2 separate regions of the Homo sapiens genome follow, and region 1 is linked to region 2. Evidence: chromatin loops called from intact Hi-C (ENCODE). Cell type or tissue: GM12878. All regions are shown on one strand.

What was found. A loop is a pair of places that touch in the nucleus more often than their neighbours do. Peaks named below come from ENCODE experiments on the same cell type or tissue, not always from the same donor. Only the 100,000 strongest peaks of a DNase experiment are listed, where the experiment ranks them.
Region 1: it touches region 2 in a loop (2.2-fold over the local background); 1 of 110 quality-filtered maps calls a loop at or near these places.

Annotation. Positions count from the first base shown.
Region 1 is chr6:22,066,319-22,071,318 of GRCh38, reverse strand. The region is part of intron 8 of CASC15 (cancer susceptibility 15); the gene reads right to left. Among named protein-coding and RNA genes, the nearest start is that of NBAT1, 78 kb to the left of the region's middle. In GM12878, no CTCF peak of the experiment used is centred here; a DNase peak (open chromatin) is centred at 2,588; H3K27ac peaks cover 1,353 bases.
Region 2 is chr6:22,370,159-22,375,158 of GRCh38, reverse strand. It overlaps a transcript of LOC105374971 not described here. Among named protein-coding and RNA genes, the nearest start is that of PRL, 76 kb to the right of the region's middle. In GM12878, no CTCF peak of the experiment used is centred here; a DNase peak (open chromatin) is centred at 2,018; H3K27ac peaks cover 1,465 bases.

The DNA.
Region 1 (5,000 bases), 300 kb after region 2:
TCACTGACAATTAGACATACAGTGTCAGAAGGGATGTAATCTCCCTACAGATATTTAACAACGATACTGAAATGTAGGTCACACCTCTAAAAACTGATGCCCAATTTTTGTGCATCAATAACTACCACATGTACAGATTTTCCACCACTGCTGCCACCATCACAACTGTGAACATCCCCTCCACAGCCCAACATTGAGGCCTTAATTCCTATAACTCTAAAGAGATAAGAATGCTGACTGCATTACTTAGGACAGGCTGGATAATGCTGCAGGAACACACCACCTCTACCTAAATCCCCATGACTTGTAGTAACTGAAGCTTAATTCTTGCTTACATGACATGTTCAACCTCGGTCGGGAGGTCTTTCCATCATAGCCCCTCATCACATGACCAGACTGTGTAGGCTCTCTCGTGGCCTGTGCTTCAACCAATGTAAGGGGAAGGGGATGAAGCAAATCACATGGCAACTCTTAAAGCTTCATCTGGGAAGTGACACATGTGACTTCTGCCACATTTCATGGCAAGCCACTTTCATAGTCATGCCTAGACTTAAAGGAGGCAAGAAAGTACAACTGTGCTGAGTGTGCCCAAGGAAGGCCATCAGAATATCTGTGAGCCTTCCTAATTGCCATAGGAGTCTCACAAAGGCTTGAAAGAAACACACACACACACACACACACACACACAGACCTGTACCAGAGCACATAAAGACTATCATTTGATTCCTAAGGTACACAGATCCCATCTTCTTCTTACTTACATTCCTAGCACCCAGTGCAGGGAACTCAATGTCTCCTTGACGAAAGAAATAACAGAGCAATGGGGCCAATTGTCTCTGATAGGTCTCACTTCTTAGCACCCCAGGGTTAATATGGCAGGTTAAGCTGGAAATTTCTTTCTGCTTTTAAAAACAACGATAACAACAGGCTGGGTGTGGTGGCTCAGGCCTATAATCCCAGCACTCTGGGAGGCCAAGGCCGGCGGATCACTTGAGGCCAGGAGTTTGAGACCAGCCTGGCAAAACCTTGTCTCTACTAAAAATACAAAAATTAGCTGGGCATGGTGTCACACACCTGTAGTCCCAGCTACTTGGGAGGCAGAGGCAGGAGAATCGCTTGAACCCAGGAGGCAGAGGTTGCGGTGAGCTGAGATCGTGCCACTGCACTCCAGCCTGGGTGACAGAGCAAGACTCTGTCTCAAAACAAAAACAAAAAGAAAGAAAAAAAAAAAACAGAAAAAATGAATGCGTGACATCATCTATGTTCTTTAAGTACATCTCTGGTTCTCTATAGGACAGTGAAGGAGTGTTTAGTCTCTAGTAAGCTTTCTGAGACAAAAATTCATAAAGATACATGGAAGAGTTTCCTTGCTAGACATTTAAAAGAAACCAAAAGAATATTTTACCACTCACCTACCCCTTAACACAAATGCAAATTTTTTTTCCCATTAAGCGCTCAGGGACAGAGTATTCCATTTTAACACGAATAAGTCTCTCTTATACATAAGAAACAGCAAAAGAATATCGTATAAATCTTGCTTTCCCAAGAAATAGTCCAAAAAAAAAAATGTGTTATCTGAGAGAGAAACTAGAAGGTCAAATGGGAAAAGAGACACAGAAGAAGAACCTTATTTTCTCCAGCTCAGAAATACTTCCCTACCATTCCTTCTCTGGTACATTAACCTTGCCCTACTCCCTGAACTTTTAATGGGGAAGAGTGAAGGAAATTTATTGGTGGGAGACTTAGGAGGCTTTTAGTAATGTTAGAATACTGCTTACTGTTTACTAGATACATGGAGAGACTTAAATAAAAAATTCATGCCAACAGTATCTGTACAAGCGACCAGCTGTTCTTATTTATTCCAACAGACATGGTTACATAGGACTCCAGGCTCTATTATCCAGGCTCAGACAGCCACTCTGGCAACAACTGCACAGGGTTTGAAGCATTTCAGGTCCCAGAACAAGCCCTTCATTTCACAGAGAAGTGCTGAAGATCGTTTATTCCAGTAAGAACTCAAAATTCTACCCAAAAGCTATCACCAGAGGAAGAAAAAAAAAAACCTCACCAATTTTTCAGGCTCAGCTCCTAAATTAAACTTTCTTTCTCCCTCTCATGCCCAAGACCAACCAGAACCCACCAGCTCTGTCATCAATGACTGACTCCATCACATGAAACAGGACCAGAGGCTGATAATCCCAGTTTAGTAGAGTCTCTCCATGGTAAACTTTGAGAGAATTCGTATCCTTCCATCCTAGAGTGACTTTGTATACAGGCATCTCGTTTGAAAGGTGTGTGAGCACTCTTTTTTGTTATTTTTACTTTCTGATCAATATCAGCAAATGGCTGAGAACTGTATAATTATGAGAAAGCAGCTCTAAAGAATACTAGCTTTCATGTATTGAAAGGGACTAGTGTAAAGGCAGCAACTACAGTAGCAACTGACATTCATGAGTGTTTTCTAAAGCACTGGGTTTTATACCACAAGCTTCATCATCTCACTTAAACCTTAAAATAACCCTATGACATGTGCTTAGTAATTTCATTCCAAAGAGTGCAGTATGGGAAAAAGTCGGGGGAAGGCAAATTTGCAGTGAAGAGACTTGGCACCATGACCTCAGCCAGGTTATCAAGATCAACATCTATAGTGATACGTCATGGTGATCATAGGTACTCTTGATATGATGGTGGAGAATGGTGCTTCACCTCTGTGGTCTTCCTCTGAAAAAACCCATAACCAAGTCCAATCATGAGATGAATTTCAGTTGAAGGACATTCTACAAAATATCTGACCAGCACGCCTCAAAACTGTTAAGCTCATTAAAACAAGGAAAGGCTGAAAAACCCTCATAGTTCAGAGGAATCTAAAGAGACATGACTACTAAATGCAATGTCGTATCCAGTATGACCCTGGAACAGAAAAGGATATTAGGGAAGAACCAGTGAAATATAAAGATAAAAAAAAAAAAACCCAAACTGTGGAGTCATTTAATAGGCAAGTCCCAATGTTGAATTTTTTTTGACAAGCATACATAATAAGGTAACAAGAAAAGGAACCAGGCAAGGGATGTAAGACTACACTCTTCCTTTTTTTGCTACATTTCTGTAAATCTAAAACTACTTAAAAATTAAAAGTTTTTTTTTTAAACTCTGAGGATGATTCTCTTATCTCCATTCTAGAGATGAAAAGCTATAGGTTCAATAACTAACTTCTCAACATTATAATACAGAGCAAAAGAACCCTTCAGATATGCCTACTTCACATTTAAGCCACCAATGGAATAGAGCTGTGGGATAGGCCCTTGCATAAGATTTATAAAAACTACTTAATGCCAGATACATGCTGAGAAAATTAAACTGAAAGAATTTATTTCACTTACATTCCTCGTAATGAGATACTTTTATTTTAGCATATACTCTTAAGCAAAGGGGCCATAACATACTTTCTAAATATTTCATCCTTATTTCCCATCACAAATTTCAATTACTCAGTCAATGCTATGTGATGATCACATTTAAACAAAATTAGCTTAGGATTTTGCCAAAATGTTGACACTTTAACATTCCCTGAGAGAAGGCGGCATCAGCCAATGGACCTTTCACCCTATAATGTCCTATCTTTTAGCTACTCTTATTTGTGACACCCACATTTTCTCTTCTGATACACTAACTGGATATTTTGGTGCTGGTGAACTCAGCCTGCTGCCATAACACAGGATCAGTGAGTTACAAGTTAGGGTGCCCCTCAAAAGAGAATGACTACATCAGTATAAAGAAAGCCTAGCTTATACTTTGAGTTTCTTCAGATCCTGAGACATAGAAGATCAGCTGTGGCTGCTCTAAAACTCTGAAGACAACTAAATGCCCTCTGAAATATAAATTCTAACAGTGTTATCTACCAAACCAGTGTTTCCCACAGTGTGAAGCCAGCCTCTCTGGGAAAACTCCAATATCCTCCCAGGAAGGCTCAAGCAGTCCAAGACATATTCTTTTTTTCCTTGGGACTTGCCAAAATCAGACAGTAGGATTCAACAAATATTTCTAAATACTGTACTTAATATATTGTTCCCTGTGAGAATATAAAGTGGAAGCGATCCAGCAAGTAAGAAAACAGGCTGCCTTCTGTGTGTGATTAGATTAGCCTGCCTAAAGACATGTTTTTCTCAATCTTGTTCTATTTACAAGTCTTTTTTTGTTTGTTTTTTAAAGGGCAAGTGATTTCTTGAATTATTGATTTTACTACTCAGGGCTTGTCTCAGGAAGAGCTAAATCTCTTTTTCCTCCCTTTATACTTCAAACTATCCCAAGGCAATTCGTTAAAGGCATCATGTCTGTTTTAACGAGAGGAAAGGATGGAGAGAAGAAGGGGGAAGTGAAAATGACAATTTTCCCACAAAATCATAGCAAAAGAGCAATAGAATAACCAATGGGCTAACTCTCCCGATTCAATGGACAATGGAAATAGAGCCAAATCCAAAGTTTAACTTCTTCCCTTCACCAATCAATAGGAAAGAAAGAACCAAGTTCAAGAATCCATAATCATCCCCGCAGACAGGCAGACAGAAGACAAAGACAAACACACAAACACACACAAGGAAAGCAACTGTGGCACATTGGCACTGACCCAAAACAAACCCTTCCTCTCAAGAACCTTTCTGTTTTTATAACTTATGAAAAACTTTTTCAGAGTTTTAAAACTCAAAAAAAATCTTCATTTTGGAGCCCTTGATGGTTCAGGCTGGAATTTTTTTTTTCTAATCTCACACCAGTATGAGAAGTCATGTTAAGAGGTCATTTGAAGGATTAAACTTCTAAGATCATTTTCATGAGAAAGAGACTGAACATCAGAAGACTGTCCTTTGGGTAGATTCTTAAGGGCTCAGAGAAGAATTTGAACTCCTCAATGAGCATCTCCACATCAGCCTGAATCCTAACCCTCTTTCAGTCAGACATCCCAAATCTAAACCTCCTATTTAAGGCCTCAGAGTCTCAACATTCCA
Region 2 (5,000 bases):
ACAGGTTAGGAACCCTGTGTGGGGACTGTGTAGACAAGATATGAGGCCAGTTCTCCCCAAGGGGCTTGTATTGGCTCTGCATGTCAAGCTTGATTCCTTAAAGGGAAACACACCCTTTCAGTAAAAGCATTGGTAAAGTAACCAGTTTTTCCAATTGTGTCCTGTTGACAAAGAAAAATGGATTCTTATTGCACTGATGCAAACAACTATATTGCCGTAAGAGTACTCACAGAGAGTCTCCAAATTCTAGAGGAACCAGGCAGAGAAAAATAAACATGGTCCAAATTTTGTTCACAGGAGTATACCCTACTCAATTATTAAAGGCCATAAATAGTTTAAAATAACTTTCCTTGACTCTGAAAATCAAAACAAGGATCAGCAGTATTCCAAGCAAAAGTTAAAAAGGTTCCTTTAACTTTCTAAGTGTAGTCCACTCAGTTAACTTTCGTTTTGCTTTACATTTGTCAACATGTCAGCTCTTTATGAGTCTCATACATTCTTTATTTCAATGTTACAATCTTTAAAGCTATTAAAAACCTGCATTTGTGAACACCTATTAAAGTCCTTAATATAGCTTGATTATAAACCATCTTTTGAGAAGGAACAAAGCAAGATAACAATTTTCTGCAAAATGACAAATTTCCAGGATAGTTCCAGTTAAAAATACGACTGACAAGTTTATTTATCTTTGTGGCTTATAATAACTTTACCCTTAATTATAATTGATAGTATATACTTAGATATTAGAATTTTAGAAATCCCATATAATTTTGGAACATATATTAGTATTATTCACCAAAATATAACTTAAAGAAGTTTGGACATCATTTTGGCAATCTCATATGACTAAACATGTCAAATGATCCTGTCTACCTCTTTTCTGAATGTTTCAGGAGCCCTTTGAACCATCCAAAAAGCCAGGCATCAGGAAGGACAATTTCCAGGTTGCCATAAATTATTTTGCCAAAATGATGACTCAAAAGGCAAAAACCTTTATTAGCCTTTACTATGACATGAAAATTTTGTTCAAAGCAAAATTTTACCCTTGTATTAGTTTATTAATGTTAACCCCAATTCGTTTACATGAAACCTTATAGATTATTCCATGTAATCCTAACTAATTTGACCATGAGGTGAAATCTTTACAAACCTTTTATAATAACCCTTTTACTAAAGGGCAGATGAGTGTCTTAAGACCTCCTTGCTATGCTTTTATTTTAATGCTTAATTTATGAAAAGACCATATAGATGTTATGGGAGAAGATGGTGCAGTGCTTCTACCATGCATTTCATTACAAAGCAACCCAAAGCCAATTGGTTTATTTTGTAATTAGCCCATCCCTGATGGGAGTCTCATCTCCCAGTAGGGAGTGGGGATGCTTCCTTATCTTCCAGGTGGCCAAGAGCATGCTTCTCTGATTTATAACTACTATTAGCCATCCCTTACAGTGTATTTTTTAGCTAGTTATTACAGACCAAAGTTCTCTCATAATGCAAAGTATTTCTGATCCCCCCCAAACTCAAAACTGGCAGATAACACAATGCAAAACAGGACAGAGCCTTTGATTTTGAAAGGGATCTATCTCCTTTTAATTCCCGGAGTTTCACGAGGAAAACGGAGGGTTTTTTCCCCAAAACGGGGTTTGTGGCACCTCCTCTGTTTTTCCCCAGGAGTCCCACACTACCAGAAGTTATTTTAGGGCCTTTTATGCATGCATTAAGAGTGGTAAGACAAAAAATGGAGAAAAATAATTCAGTTAACTGAGAAGAAAAGAGCCTTTTTCTAGAAAAACAAGATTCGAGAAAAGAAAAACATAAAGACCTTTAAAATATACCTAAAACTTGAATATCTACTTTTAATTAAGCTGTGCATTCTTTAAAAAAATCCTTTTATATCTCTTGTTACTTGACTTTAGCCACACCAAGCAGTTCAGATTTTCACCTTTTGAACTTTACAAAAAGTACCCTTCTGGGTGAAACCAATGAGCCTTAATTAGGTTATGACTTAACCACAAGTGTACAAGATATTTTTTAAGGCGTGATAGGCAGCTTTTGAAACTGTCAATGCAAAACTGTCACTGAGAGAGTGAAAGAGATTTGACCCAAACAACTCCATTTTGTTTCCAGCCCCCAAGCTGTTCTTGCCCATTCCTGGCCATAGACTGAACCAATTTTGGGAGCAGCCGGGTTTACAGTCTATAGTCTAAAACAAAGATGGTAACAGCAGCTTTCCAAGATATATTTCCCTCTTACCTGGAGACCAGACCAAGAAACTAGCCACAGGATTATAAACTATGGCCCAAGAGCCATGCAGCTGGAGGCTACGAGATTTTGACCCTCCCTAAACTGCTCTGAAGATAGTGCTTAAGATATTTTGTAAACCCTGCCCTTGATGGATCAGCTGGCACCACCCAGATTGACAAACTGGCATATCTGATTTAGCACAAGAAGACAGCCACGATTGTAAAATGGCGGAGACTAAAATAAAGTATTGCCACGCGGTTACAGATTATGTTTCCAAAGACATGAAACAAGATGGAGACCTGTAGCCAAGTTTTCCAGCGACCGCTTTCTTGGGCTGGCTTGAACAGCAGGCTTAATGGCTCCTGGGCCTGCATCCTAACCTAAGACACCCTTTCTCCGACAGAACCATATAGAAAGACATGCAAAGTACACAAGATTGTCTGCAGCTTAAGACCAACCTTACAAATCCTTTTTCATTAATTATACATTTACAGAGAACATCAACGGTGATCCTTATTATCCCTTTTACCAGTTTGCACAGGGAGAGAGAAGCCAAAAGCCCACCTGGTAAGAAATGTTTACCCTTTTGCCGGCCAGGCTTCTGGGTTCCCTCGTCCCTAGCTCAACTCTACACCAAGCATTTTAAGATTTGGAAAATTAACTTTTCCCAGGCAGGTTGTAAGAACATTATACAAGAGATAGAAGCCATTTTAAACCACAAAAGAAGGAAAAAACACCATAGAAAGGAGTTTCAATTAGGGTTGTTAAGAGGTAATACCTCTCTTCCTATTGGGAATGGTGATTCCCCTATTTCTTGGCCTTCCCTATTTTCTCTTTTCCCTTCTGGCCTACTATAGGAGACATACTGCTCATCTCCAGAATTTTCTTCTGCTTGCTGAGTTGCCTGTTTTTAGCTGCAGTGAGGGTTTGACTTAGCAGCAATATAACATCCCTCCATGTGAGATCAAATACCTGAGTTAAATTTTGGAAAGCTTCTATATACCTCTCAGGGTCGTCAGAAAAGTCAGCCTCAGTTTCCCTTTACTTGCCTAAGGTCCTGCAATAAGAAGGGAACTTGAAGGGGCCCCAAATAAGGAAGACCCTCAGATGATTTCCTTGAAAGTTACTTTTTTAATTTGGGGGAACTATTTTGCCTGGGCCTGTCCGATATCGTTGCTAAAAGAGCTGGGTTGATCTTGCAACACTTGCAAAGGTCTAGTAGAAAGGCCATACCCTTGTGCAAAAGAAAATAAGCCACTGTTCTTCAAAGTTTCAAGGTCAAAGGAGTCCCAATGCTTCAACATACACTCCAGTGGAGTGCATGTTGAAGATGATCTGTTACCCATCTAGAAAGAGAAGTGAGAATAAAAGCATCCTTTTAGTCTCCTTCCTTTCAGTATGTGATCCAGGATGGAGATGAAAACAGTAGAGGGTGTCCTCCCAACTATTTTCTCTCCGTCGCTCCTGGATTCCCGGCACCAGCTTAAATGTGCTGCCCATGACTGCAGGCATGACGCTCCAAGCCATGGCACCAGAGGAACTGAGTTTTGGGCCTTAGTCACCATGTCCCCAAGCAATCAGTTCTCTGCCTTTTATTTCCCTTCGATCTCCTAGACTTGTGTGGCCTATGTGCCTTCCAAAAAATGGATCTCAAAAAAACCATGTAATTGGGCAAGGCCCCTTTAAGGGAGGGGGGCGTGCTAGGTTGAACTCTATATTCTGCTATTATGGCCCATGCTAAAGCATGTACCCATAGAAGAATGGTTCCGGTTAACCTCCAGACTCAAAATCCCCTTACTAATTAAGTACTGTCTTAATAGGAGACAAAATCGATGCCTTAACAGAACATAAGAACCGAATGGCTGTTTTCCTGCCTGTGGGACAGTATCAAGACTCAAACTTGGCTTTGGAAGGCATCTTACTCCAAACCGTTAAAAGCAGAAACTTCCCATTCCCAGAAGAGGCCTAGGGCCTGATTTCTACTAGGTAGCTTAGAAATACCATGTGCTCACCAGAGAAAATGTAGAGAGGGAGACATTGATTGAGTTACTGCCTGCCATGATTCACGATCTTTTCCAACAGAACTGTTTCCCTGAACTGTAAAGATTCCTGCACATAAGACACACAGAGAGAAGGCAAGAGACCACAGATAGAAAGAGAAAGTTTGGTGACAGGGTAGCTAGAAGAGAGCCTTGAGATTAAAGGACAGATTTAAAGTTGAAATCTGCTCCATATTCACCAGTCTGATGATTGAATTTCCTTTCCCGCCCCATGCACCAAAATGATACGGCTCTGATGAGTGGAGGAACACCAGGGTTCTTGGTCCTCATGCCGGTTTAGATAATATGACATGGACACACATGGAGTGGTTTTAAGGAGCGGAGAGTTTAATAGGCAAGGAGAAAGGGAGAAGACAGAAGAAAGAAGCTCCCCAGTACAGAGACAGTCTGGGGGGGAGCTCCAAAGCTAAAAGAGGAGGTCCCCCCAACCATTTTTATCCTCTTTCCTCTCCTGCCAGATCCTTTCCCTTTGGAACCTTGTGACTTTCAGCACACAAAACAAACCCTGATACAGCTTGATCATAGTTGGTTCCCTCTGGCTCCAGACAAATAGAAGGCTTGGGAAAGGCCCAGAGGAGCCTAGAAATGCCTTCTTAGGTCTGCATGAATGTGGATGATGTTCTGCGGTTTCTCAGTTACACTGAGGTATGCATCCTGTTCATTTCAGTCAGATGATCATTTCTTGTCTGCTGTATT